Linked DNA regions of Mus musculus: region 2 is linked to region 1. The links are chromatin contacts, found by Hi-C or POLR2A ChIA-PET in ENCODE. All regions are on one chromosome and are shown on one strand. The core of a region is the stretch at or near the end of the contact, and the rest is flanking DNA. Distances in the headings are between cores, read along the strand shown. Region 1 holds the start of Dxo (decapping exoribonuclease). Region 2 holds the start of Zbtb12 (zinc finger and BTB domain containing 12).

The links. A loop is a pair of places that touch in the nucleus more often than their neighbours do. ChIA-PET counts read pairs that join two places held with the same protein, here RNA polymerase II (POLR2A).
Region 2: a loop to region 1 is called in a map of left cerebral cortex, with 2.0 times the contacts of the local background. The contact joins the promoter of Zbtb12 here to the promoter of Dxo in region 1. A Hi-C loop is called at or near these places in 1 of 37 maps with a recorded cell type or tissue (left cerebral cortex). POLR2A ChIA-PET finds 5 or more read pairs at or near these places in 1 of 5 experiments (Patski).

What each region holds. Positions count from the first base shown.
Region 1 is chr17:34,834,335-34,839,846 of GRCm38, forward strand. It overlaps Dxo (decapping exoribonuclease), which reads left to right and starts at 2,685. Exons shown (of 7, transcript NM_001163770.1): 1 at 2,685-2,882; 2 at 3,059-3,420; 3 at 3,567-3,802; 4 at 3,892-4,111; 5 at 4,214-4,349; 6 at 4,479-4,573; 7 at 4,653-4,852. The coding sequence starts at 3,065. The coding sequence ends at 4,803. Stk19 (serine/threonine kinase 19) reads right to left here and starts at 2,569. Exons shown (of 7, transcript NM_019442.3): 1 at 2,443-2,569; 2 at 2,096-2,232. The coding sequence starts at 2,542. Skiv2l (superkiller viralicidic activity 2-like (S. cerevisiae)) reads right to left here. Exons shown (of 28, transcript NM_021337.2): 27 at 5,357-5,497; 28 at 4,892-5,271. The coding sequence ends at 5,071.
Region 2 is chr17:34,891,587-34,897,098 of GRCm38, forward strand. It overlaps Zbtb12 (zinc finger and BTB domain containing 12), which reads left to right and starts at 2,973. Exons shown (of 2, transcript NM_198886.3): 1 at 2,973-3,183; 2 at 3,635-5,258. The coding sequence starts at 3,655. The coding sequence ends at 5,034.

The DNA.
Region 1 (5,512 bases), core at 1,435-3,934:
TACTGGTAGGAAATTCTAAAAAGACATAGCAGGCTTAGGGCTGGTGGGATGTTTCAGTGGGTCAGGTGGCCTGCTGCTGAGCCCCAGGGCTTGAGTCAGCCCCTGAGATCCACGTGATGGGAGGAGGGAATTCAACCACACAATACCCTCTGACTTCTACACACACATGGTGGCATGTACACATGAACTTGCACATGCACACATATAATTTGGAAATAGAACATTAATAGGTAGCCCAAGCTGGCCTTAAGCTCACAGAGATCTGTCTGCCTTTACCTCTAGAGCAATGGGATTAAAGCCATATGGCAGTACACATGGCCAAAAATAATAATCAAATTTAAAATAATCATAAAAAAGATATAGGCTTAAATATGTCCCAGTCAGTCACCGTGGTGCATAGCTTTAATCTCAGCGCTCAGGAGGCAGAGGTAGGTGGGTCTCTATGAGTTCAAGGGTAGCCTGGTCTACAGACTGAGTTCCAGGTCATCTAGTGCTGCATAATAAGACCCATAAAAAGAAAAAAAAAAAAAAAAGTCCCAGTAGAGAATTTAAAACTGAGAAATGAAGACAATAAACTAAGACTTCAATGAGTGTGAAATACTTTAGTACAGCTGAATAAAAGACTATCGATCTGGGGTGGGAGCAATGCTCGGTGGCAGAGTAATTCCTGCTCTTGCAGAGCTCCCACATTCAGTTCCTAGCTCCCACATCTGGTGGCTCACAACCACCTGTAACTTGTACCTCCCCAGCTCCAGGGATCAAGTGCCATCTTCTGGCATCTGAGAGTGCAAACCCACATGTACACACACCCATGCTCACAAGCACATAGCCACAAGCAAATGAAATTAAGCTTTCTGAACAGATTATTAATCTAAGATGAAACTAAACAGTACAATTATAAAAGAAAGCCCAAAACTATTGAACATGGAAGTGTCTGAAGGGGTTCAAAGAGAAGATGTCTATGTAATTTCAGTGCCAGAAGAAAGCAATGAGAGAGGACAAGAGAAATTTCTTAGAGCTGGTGACAGGGCTGAGGAGGTGACTCTGCTGTCAAGTCTGCTGACCCAAGTTCAATCCTCCCCTCTCCAAAGAAAGAAGAGACTCCCTCTAGTTAACCTTCTGACTACTGTAAACCCCAGCATTAGGGAGATGAAAGCAGGAGAATATCAAGTTTAAGGCAGTCTGGGCTACAAATTAAGACCTTGTCTTAAAACAAAACTTGTGCAACTCTGAAAGCTTTTTGTTTAAAGAAAAAAAAAAAAACAGTTATAGAAAAGGAAGCACAGGGGCCATGGCCTGAGGAGGAGGTCAGAAGTCACCTGCAGGAATCAAGGTCAGAAACTCTGTAACAATATAAGGACAAAGCTAAGCAAGAAGGATCTGTGACAGCCTCTAAGGAGGAACTGCCCTAGTTAAAAGGAGCCCAGAGAGGTATGTAGCAGCAGAGAGCCGTTCACAGTGTTCTGACCTTCAACTCAGGCAGAGGTCTGAGAGTTCCTATAAAACAGAGACTGAAATCTGCCCACTGTGGATTTTTTTTGTGTGAAGAGACATGGCCCTGGCTTTCAATCGCCTTCTAAACTTGGCCACGAGGTTACATCACTCCTCTAGTCTCCCTAAGTATCTCATTTAGCCCCTATGCCTTGTGCACCACAGCCTAGAATGATCTGCAGCGTCATAGCCCACTGTCTCATACATCTATAATCTGCAACTCAGTGTACGCACATCAGGCAAGCAGCTACTCGGTGCCTCCCTCCTCTAGTCAATCCCCTAATCACTAACTGATCACTTGGGAAATCTGGGAATTAACACTAGACTCATCTCTCTCCTTCAGTCAATCTCTCTCACCGGTGACCTTCAGTACACCTTTGTCCGCGCTCACTAACCTTCTCTAACAGCCATCACCTGTCAGATGTGACATCTGCCTGCAGTTCCAAACCCCTGGGATTTGCTCTGCATTTGCCTTGGCCTAACGCCTGCTGACGGACGACTGAGTGTCTGAGCGACAGGGACTTGGCGAGTGCCCTCGAGGCTGCGGGTCGGAGGGCCGGGGCTGGTGGGGGGGGGACACGCCAAAGGTCTCCAAGGTGCTCACCAGTTGTAGGTCGGCCACCGTCCGGTCTGGCACCAGACTGTACACTTGGCTCCTCAGCGCGATGGGCGGCAGCGCATCCTCGAACAGCCCCCGGGGAAACAGCTTCACGAGCTCCTCGATGGCCTCGCGCGCCGAGCCTGTGGTGGAGCAAGCGCGTGGTCAGGTCCGGGTGGAGAGCGAGGGTGGAGACAGCGCGGAGGTTCGGACGCCCCAGCCCTCAGAGTCGCTGCCCAGCGCCTGGGTTGCCATGGTTACTACCCTAGGTCCTCCTCCTCCTCCTCCTCCTCCCCCCCCTCCTCCAAGGGTGGATACCCTCGGGCTTTCCGCGCCCAGGTTGCCATGGTTACCTGCTCTTGTTCTTAAAGGATCCGCTCTCACGGGCCCCGGCGCCCGCCTCCGCTTCACCCCAAAAGCCTCAGACGCCAGGAGCCGTCTCTTGCGATTCATAACCCGGATTTCAGGATTCCGGGAAAGGAGTCCCGAAGACCGCGTCTTCCGGCACAGAATAATGACGACGGGCCCTCTGGCTGGTCGTCTGAGTTTGATGACGAAGGCAGCCTCACTTCCGTCGCCCGCACCGCTGCTGATTGGCTCCCGACCAGAGCGCTCACTGGGGCGCGCCGAGGCGCGAGTGGCCCGCCTGGGTTCCCGCTCCGGTGCAGACGGACCTCGCCCACTCCGACGCTGAGGGCGGATGAGAGCGTCATCAGAAACAGCAACTCCGTGTTTGCATCCTTCTCCGGCTTCTGACGTGCGGCCCTGACGCCGTAGCCTCGAGGAGGTGGAGGTCGGTCAGGGTGGGGAGCTTTGAGGTAACCAAGTCTTAGCTTCAACCCCCAAACTCCTCAAGCTCGCCGCGTTCGTTGGTCCGTGGGTGGGAACGAGGCGCCCGGCTCCTGACACGCAGAGCCCAAACCTGGAAGCTCACTCGCTCCTTATCCACTGGAAACGCTTTCCTCGCAGGACCTCATGGAACCCAGAGGGACTAAGAGAAAAGCGGAGAAGACAGAGGTGGAAAAGCCTTTGCACAAACTCCCCCGGGCAGTCCCTTTACTGCGGACACAGCCCTCTCTGTACTCGGGACCCTTCCCGTTCTACCGGCGTCCATCCGAACTGGGCTGCTTCTCCCTGGACGCACAACGCCAGTACCATGGAGATGCCCGAGCCCTCCGCTACTACAGCCCCCCTCCCATCAACGGCCCAGGCCCGGACTTTGACCTCAGAGATGGATACCCTGACCGATACCAGCCCCGGGACGAGGAAGTCCAAGAGAGGTTGGACCATTTGCTGCGCTGGGTCCTGGAACACCGGAACCAGCTGGAGGGGTGAGCCCGGTGCAACGCAGAAGCTGACCTGGTGACCCGGCTTTCTCTTCTGAAGTTGGGAAAGCCAAATGGTCTTTAGTGGGGACTTTGAGTCAACAGAAGTAAAACTCGAGTCAGACCATAAACCCCGCATTCTTCCCTCCCAGGGGTCCCGGCTGGCTGGCAGGGGCCACGGTGACATGGAGAGGGCACCTGACAAAATTGCTGACCACGCCGTATGAGCGGCAGGAGGGCTGGCAGCTGGCAGCCTCCCGGTTCCAAGGGACACTGTACCTAAGTGAGGTGGAGACCCCGGCTGCTCGGGCCCAGAGGCTTGCACGGCCACCCCTCCTCCGGGAGCTCATGTACATGGGCTACAAATTTGAGCAGTACATGTGCGCAGGTGAGAGTCGTCGCAGCCGTGCGGTCCCTCTCCCCTTCCACAGAGGTCGAGATCCCCTTCCTCTGCTGCTGCCTTCTCTTCTTGTGCAGACAAACCCGGAGGCTCCCCAGACCCCTCTGGGGAAGTTAACACCAACGTGGCCTACTGCTCTGTGCTACGCAGCCGCCTGGGAAACCACCCTCTCCTGTTCTCCGGGGAGGTAGACTGCCTGAACCCCCAGGCTCCTTGCACACAGCCTCCCTCCTGCTACGTGGAGCTCAAGACATCCAAGGAGATGCACAGCCCTGGCCAGTGGAGGAGCTTTTACAGGTTCTGGCCGGGGCCGGGACTGACGGGGGGGGGGGTTGGGGGGGGGTTGGGGGGGGTTGGGGGGGGTGGAGGGTCCTGCTGACCCTTTGCCTCTCCCGTCAGACACAAGTTGCTGAAATGGTGGGCTCAGTCGTTCCTCCCGGGGGTCCCACATGTTGTTGCCGGCTTCCGGAACCCAGAAGGTTTCGTCTGTTCCTTAAAGACCTTTCCTACCATGGAGATGTTTGAAAATGTCAGGGTAAGGCAGGTGTCAGAGTGGCCATCTGTTTCCCCACCCCCTGTACCAAGTCCTCAGACCCAGTGCCCCTTTGCCACCTGCCTTTTCCTCTTTCCACCCCCAGTCTTCTGCCTCTTGTGCCCCCTCCAGAATGACCGAGAAGGCTGGAATCCCTCTGTGTGCATGAACTTCTGTGCTGCCTTCCTTAGCTTTGCCCAGAGCACAGTAGTCCAGGACGATCCCAGGTAAGGCCTTCATGTTTGTGCACTGCCTCTGGATCCCGGCTCAATCTCTGGCTTCACCCCACACCTCTGTCTTCCACAGGCTTGTCCACCTCTTCTCCTGGGAACCTGGTGGCCCTGTCACTGTGTCTGTCCATCGTGACGCACCCTATGCCTTCCTGCCCTCATGGTATGTGGAGACTATGACCCAAGACCTCCCACCACTCTCAAAGACTCCCTCTCCCAAGGACTGAGGACAAGTCTGGGCTCCGTGCAGATAATAAAGGCGTGTTTCTAAGTGGGTCTCTTGCTGTGTCTGAATGGAGTCACCTCTGTTCCAAGTTACCATACTCCAAGCACTCTGGTTTGCTCTTTATTTATATTTTTGGGTTTTTAGGGGGTTTTTTTTGTTTGTTTTTAGTTTTTTCAAAACATGGTTGGCATCAAACTCAAAGAGATTTATCTGCCCCTTCGCTGCTACTACAACCCAGCTTATTGTTACATTTCTATCCACACATCCTTTACTGGGTGTAGAGGCTGGCTGCGAAGACGATGTCCCGCCGTAACAAGGTGGCTGCCGTCTCCATCTTGGCACCCAGCACAGGCTCACCCACCAAACGTGCTGCTCCTCGAAGCGAGCGACACATCTCAGCCAGACGCTGGATGCAGCGGACGACCAAGCCCTCAGGGGTCCCTGAGAGCCCTGCCAACTCGGAGAAGGGCTATGGGAAGAGCAGAGTGAAGACTAAATGTGCCAGGTCTTGCATGGCTTCTCCCAACCAGCCAACTGCCAAACCCGGCACTTACCATACCCCTAGCCCACTCATACACAACCTCTACCAGCCCAAAATTCAGCTCTCCCACAAACTCCTCCACTGTCTGGTTCAGGCCACAGGCCACCTGAACCTCGCCAATCCGCTTGGCCACAGCTTTGACTCGTTCTACCCCCTGCAGAGGAGGAAG
Region 2 (5,512 bases), core at 1,723-4,222, 58 kb after region 1:
GGAGCTGAAGTTACAAGCTGTTAGGAGACTCCCCACAAGGGTGCTAAGAAAGGGAGCAGAAGGGGCTGGAGGGATGGCTCAGTGGTTAAGAGCACTGACTGCTCTTCCAAAGGAAGAAAGGAAGGAAGAAAGGAAGAAAGAAAGAAAGGGAGCAGGAGTCCTTCTCACCATGCTCCAAACTCTGTTGGTTTTGAGATAGGGTCTCTATTTAGCCCTGGCTGACCAGAAACTATGTAGGACAGGCTGGCCTCAAACTCACAGAGCTCCATCCACCTGGCTCTGCCTCCTGAGTGCTGGGATTAAAAGCCTGGACCACCCCTCCCAGCTCCAACTCCCCTCCCCCTCTCTCTTTTGATGGGGTGCGATTTTAAGACAGGGTTTCTCTGTGTAACCCTGGCTCTCCTGGAACTCACTCTGGTCTTGAACTCAGAGAATCTGTCTGCCTCTGCCTCCCAAGTGCTGGGATTAAAGGCGTGCACCACCGAAGTCACCTGGCCAAACTCATTCCTTTTAACTTGACAGTTTTTCCTATTTCCCAGTGAAATATGCATTCTTCCTTTTTAATTTCTTAAGGATTTATTTTATGTGTGTATGTATGTTGTGCTGTGTGTGTGCATTCATGTGTCTGTGTGTGTTTAGGATGTGTGTGCCTGGAGCTTGCAGATATCAGGAGAGGGTGTCATATCCTCTGGAGCTGCAGTTATGAGTGGTTGTGGGCCACAGGGTGAATTCTGGGTATTCCACTGGGGTCCTCTACAAAAAGAAGTGCTCTTAACAGCTGGGCCATCTCTCCAGCCCCATAGATAATTCTTTTGAAAAGTTTGGTAGGCGGTGGTGGCACATTCCTTTAATCCCAGCACTGGGGAGGCAGAGGCAGGCGGATTTCTGAGTTCAAGGCCAGCCTGATCTACAAAGTGAGTTCCAGGACAGCCAGGGCTATACAGAGAAACCCTGTCTCAAAAAAAAAACAACAAAAAACAAAAACAAAAAACAAATCAACAACAAAAAAGTTTGGTAAGGAGAAAAAGAAAAAAATGAGATAAGAGAACAGAATTTTTAAAGGAAAATTCTTTTGAAACTGTCATAGTGGTGATGAGGCATGACTATTCCAGGACTTGAGAGAGGCAGTGGGGAAGGCAGGCAGATGTCTGAGTTCAAGGCCAGGCTGGTCTATAGAGTGAATTTCAGTATAGCCAGGGCTAAAAAAAAAAAAAAAAAAAAGGAAAGAAAGGATGAAAGAAAGAAGAAAACAAAGAAACTGCCAGAGTCTATTTCTCATAAAAGCAAAGACACTAAAAATAAATGAATAAATAAATTAAAAACCAGTGTTACCACAGATCCAGTGTGTGTTTGTTTGTTCAGTGTATAAGAGGCTCCCTAGAACCCTCTATCAGCCTGGTAAGCATTCAGAACCTTGAGTTCAAAGATAAAGACATCTTGATTCAGAGAACTGATTTGCCCAAGGCTTCACTCTAGTGCAGTAGGCAGTGAATGTGGCTTTAAACAAGGTGTACCAGACACAATGGCCTACACTCCCCCTAAAATCCACGACCTGACCACAAAGTGAGCTGGGTGAGGGTACAAGTCAGAGAATTCTAAAAGGAACATGAAAGACCACAGCCAAGGTACTGCCTCGCGGCTGTCTGCGCCTTCTCCGGGAACAGCATCTCTTGGGTGTGAGAATTCGGTTCAATCAGGAATGAACTTTGTATGGGCGGATGCAGGTCCAGCTGAAAGCCAATGATGTCAACACCCAGCCATTTATTGTCTGACTTTTATTTGCAAAACACAGCCCATACATAACTTAATTCCTGTATTCAAGATGTCTTGGGGGGGGGGGGGGCATCGGGTTGCAAGCAGTTGAGCATCCTCAGGATTGAGAAGCTTCCTGGAGGGTGTAATAAAAAAAATATAACCTGCAGGCAACAGCGGCCACCCCCTGAGGACTTTATTCTTTAAAGCCAGTGTGGGTATTTGGGGTGCACAGAAGCGCTGGTGGGCTAGCCTTCAAGACAGGTACTCACATTGAAGTTGTGTTGAAGGTAGTTTTGGAGTGGCAAAGAAAGCCAGTCCGGAGTAGAGTGGGTATCTAGGGTCAGGGAGCATCTCCTCTTCTGGGACAGGACAGAGTGGGTGCAGAGAAAATTATAGATGGCACATTAGTACCAATATAAATAATTGCACAATTTGCAAGATTAGTCCCAGGGTTAATTACACAGTGAAGGTGAAACGCACTAATCTTTCACAGTATGAGTGGGGTTCTTGACCTTGGCAAGAAGTCAGAGTGGATAAAATAGAAGGGAGAATGAGTGTGATTGACGTAACCGTGTGCTCTAAGCCGGACAAGCTGAGGGCAAGCGCTGGCTCATCAGGCTTTGTGGAAAGTGAAATTCTCTTTTAGATCAGGACTACAGTGGGCACCAGCTTCAGAAGACTTGGAAAAGTCTGGAAATGTGGCCTGAGGAACTGTGCACACATTCAGCGGAGGATGCACCCGAGGGCAGCAGTGATCCTAAGATTGGTAGGCCACCGGCAGGTCCAAGGCTCTGGGAGGTGGCCTGACTCGCACAGCTGGGCGGGAGTGACGCCTTGCTGGAGAGCAGGTGGCCGCGCAGATTGCGCAGTTCCCGGGGAGCGCGCGCGCTGGGGGGCGCGGGGCAGGCGGGGCTAGCGGGGACGCGCTGGGGCGCGGGAGGGGGGCTCTAGGAGCCGGGGGCGGGGCCGAGTGCGCGGGCCTTGGCACGCACGCGCAGACGGGCCGCGGGCCCCAGAGGCAGAGAGGAGGGGGAGCGTGAAATAGGGGGCGGTGTGGAGCGTATTTCCGCTCTGGCGGACAAATAATCCTGGCCAAAGGGGAGGCCCGACTGTCCAGCCCTTTAACCGCGTGGGGGTGCCGGGGGAGAAAAGGGGGGTCGGGGAGGGGGAATCCTGCTCCTTTAATTCCCTCCCCTCTTCCTCCGCCCCGAGTCCGCGAGGACGCTGCGCTGCGCGGGGCCTTGGAACACTCGGCACGAGCTGCCCCCGCCCCTCCCCCTCCCGCCCACGCGGAGCCGGCCCGCGCGCGCACCCCGTGCACCCCCGCGCCTGCGCGCTGCCCCGGCCCTGCCCGTGTGTGGGGGGCGTCGCTGGCCCCGGGGGGGTGGGGGACCAGGGGGGAAAAATCAGCACGCGGAACCGGGCCAGGTGAGAGGCGCGTGCACCCAGGGTCGTGAGTCTGGGTGGGGGGGCGTGCCACGGAGATCTGCGCGTGGGAGGGGGGCGTGCACGACCTGTCCGGGCGGTGGGAGGACGTGAAAAGGGGGACTCACAGCAGCGCGGCCCAGGCTAGAGCGAGGCGGGTGAGGAGTACCTGCAACCGGGGGCCACCCCAGAGTTGCAATCCTCTGGTTTTTTCCCCCCATCCACCCCTTTATCCATTCTCCCGTGGGCGCGCGGGCTGCGGGACTGGGGGGTGTGGACGCCGCTGCCCCGCCCCCGGGAACCACGCCTCCCTCCTCGGAGGGACCGCGCCTCCTTGGAATTGGGGAAACTGAGGGAGGCGCGCCAAGACTAGGGAGGTAGGGATGAGGGGTCTGGAGCCTTGGCCTCCGACAGCCAGAGACCTTTGTCTCTGACTCGTTTCCTTCCCACCCAGGGCAGTCCACTCCCGCCACAATGGCCTCTGGGGTGGAAGTCCTGCGCTTCCAGCTGCCTGGCCACGAGGCCGCAACGTTGCGGAACATGAACCAGCTCCGTGCAGAGGAGCGGTTCTGTGATGTGACCATCGTGGCCGACAGCCTCAAATTCCGTGGCCACAAGGTCATCCTGGCCGCCTGCTCACCGTTCCTCCGGGACCAGTTCTTGCTGAACCCCAGTTCTGAGCTGCAGGTCTCACTGATGCACAGCGCGCGTATTGTGGCGGACTTGCTCCTCTCTTGCTACACAGGCGCCCTGGAGTTCGCAGTCAGGGACATCGTGAACTACCTGACAGCAGCCTCCTACCTGCAAATGGAGCATGTAGTGGAGAAATGCCGGAACGCCCTTAGCCAGTTCATTGAGCCCAAAATAGGCCTTAAAGAAGATGGGGTCAGCGAGGCTAGCCTCCTAAGCAGTGTCAGTGCCACCAAGTCCCTCCTCCCTCCAGCCAGGACCCCAAAGCCAGCTCCAAAACCCCCACCACCACCTCCTCTACCCCCTCCGCTCCTGCGACCGGTGAAGCTGGAGTTTCCGCTGGATGAGGACCTAGAGCTGAAGGCGGAAGAGGAGGATGAGGATGAAGATGAAGATGTTTCTGACATCTGCATCGTCAAAGTGGAGTCGGCTCTAGAAGTGGCACACCGGCTCAAACCCCCTGGAAGCCTAGCCGGGGGTCTGGGTATCGGGGCCTCTGTGAGCAGCCACCTGGGAGAGCTGGCCCAGAGTAGTGTGGCCCCCAACACTGTTACCCCACCGCAAGGGGTGGTGAAGGCATGCTACAGCCTGTCAGAGGACGCGGAAGGGGAAGGCCTGTTGTTGATCCCAGGAGGCCGGGCCAGTGTGGGGGCCACCTCGGGCCTAGTGGAAGCAGCAGCGGTGGCCATGGCTGCCCGGGGGGCGGGGGGCAGTCTGGGGGCAGGGGGTAGCCGGGGACCTCTGCCTGGGGGCTTCTCAAGTGGAAACCCCTTAAAGAACATCAAATGCACCAAATGCCCTGAAGTGTTCCAGGGTGTGGAGAAGCTGGTCTTCCACATGCGTGCGCAACACTTCATCTTCATGTGCCCACGCTGCGGCAAGCAGTTCAACCACAGCAGCAACCTCAACCGCCACATGAACGTCCACCGTGGTGTCAAGTCCCATTCATGTGGCATCTGCGGCAAGTGCTTTACTCAGAAGTCCACACTGCACGATCACCTCAACCTGCACTCAGGAGCCCGGCCCTACCGGTGCTCCTACTGTGACGTGCGCTTTGCCCACAAGCCCGCCATTAGGCGGCACCTCAAGGAGCAGCATGGCAAAACCACAGCTGAGAACGTGCTGGAAGCTGGTGTGGCTGAGATCAATGTCCTCATCCGCTGAAAGGCCAAGAGGCTGGGGGCGGTCCTGGGCCCGGCAGAATTGGGGAGGGGCGGGGTTTGAGGGCAGGCAAACATTTTGAGGGAGGAAGACTGGAGAGAGAGAGAGACCATGCCTCAAAGAGCAGAAGAAAAAGATGGAGCCGGAGACAGGGTTGATAAGGCTGAGGGAATGTGGGATCCCAAAGAAAGATTTCTTTTTTGAAGAGGTGCATAAACGATGTGGAGGAAGAGAGGGAAAAAAAAAAAAAGGCAAAGTTGAAAGTTTTGGAGAACAGCTCTTTCCTGGCTAAAGCTGGCTGGGGGGGGGGGGGATTCTAGCGTTTCTTGAGATGGGGTGGGGGTGGGAATTGTAGGGGGATTGCCAGGAAGCAGCTTACTTGCCCCTGGTTAGAATAGATGACAGGGAGAAGGGAGCGGAGGGCGACACATGTATGAAGTACCAGAAGGAAGGGAGGAGATTTTTGCATGCTGGGGAAGTG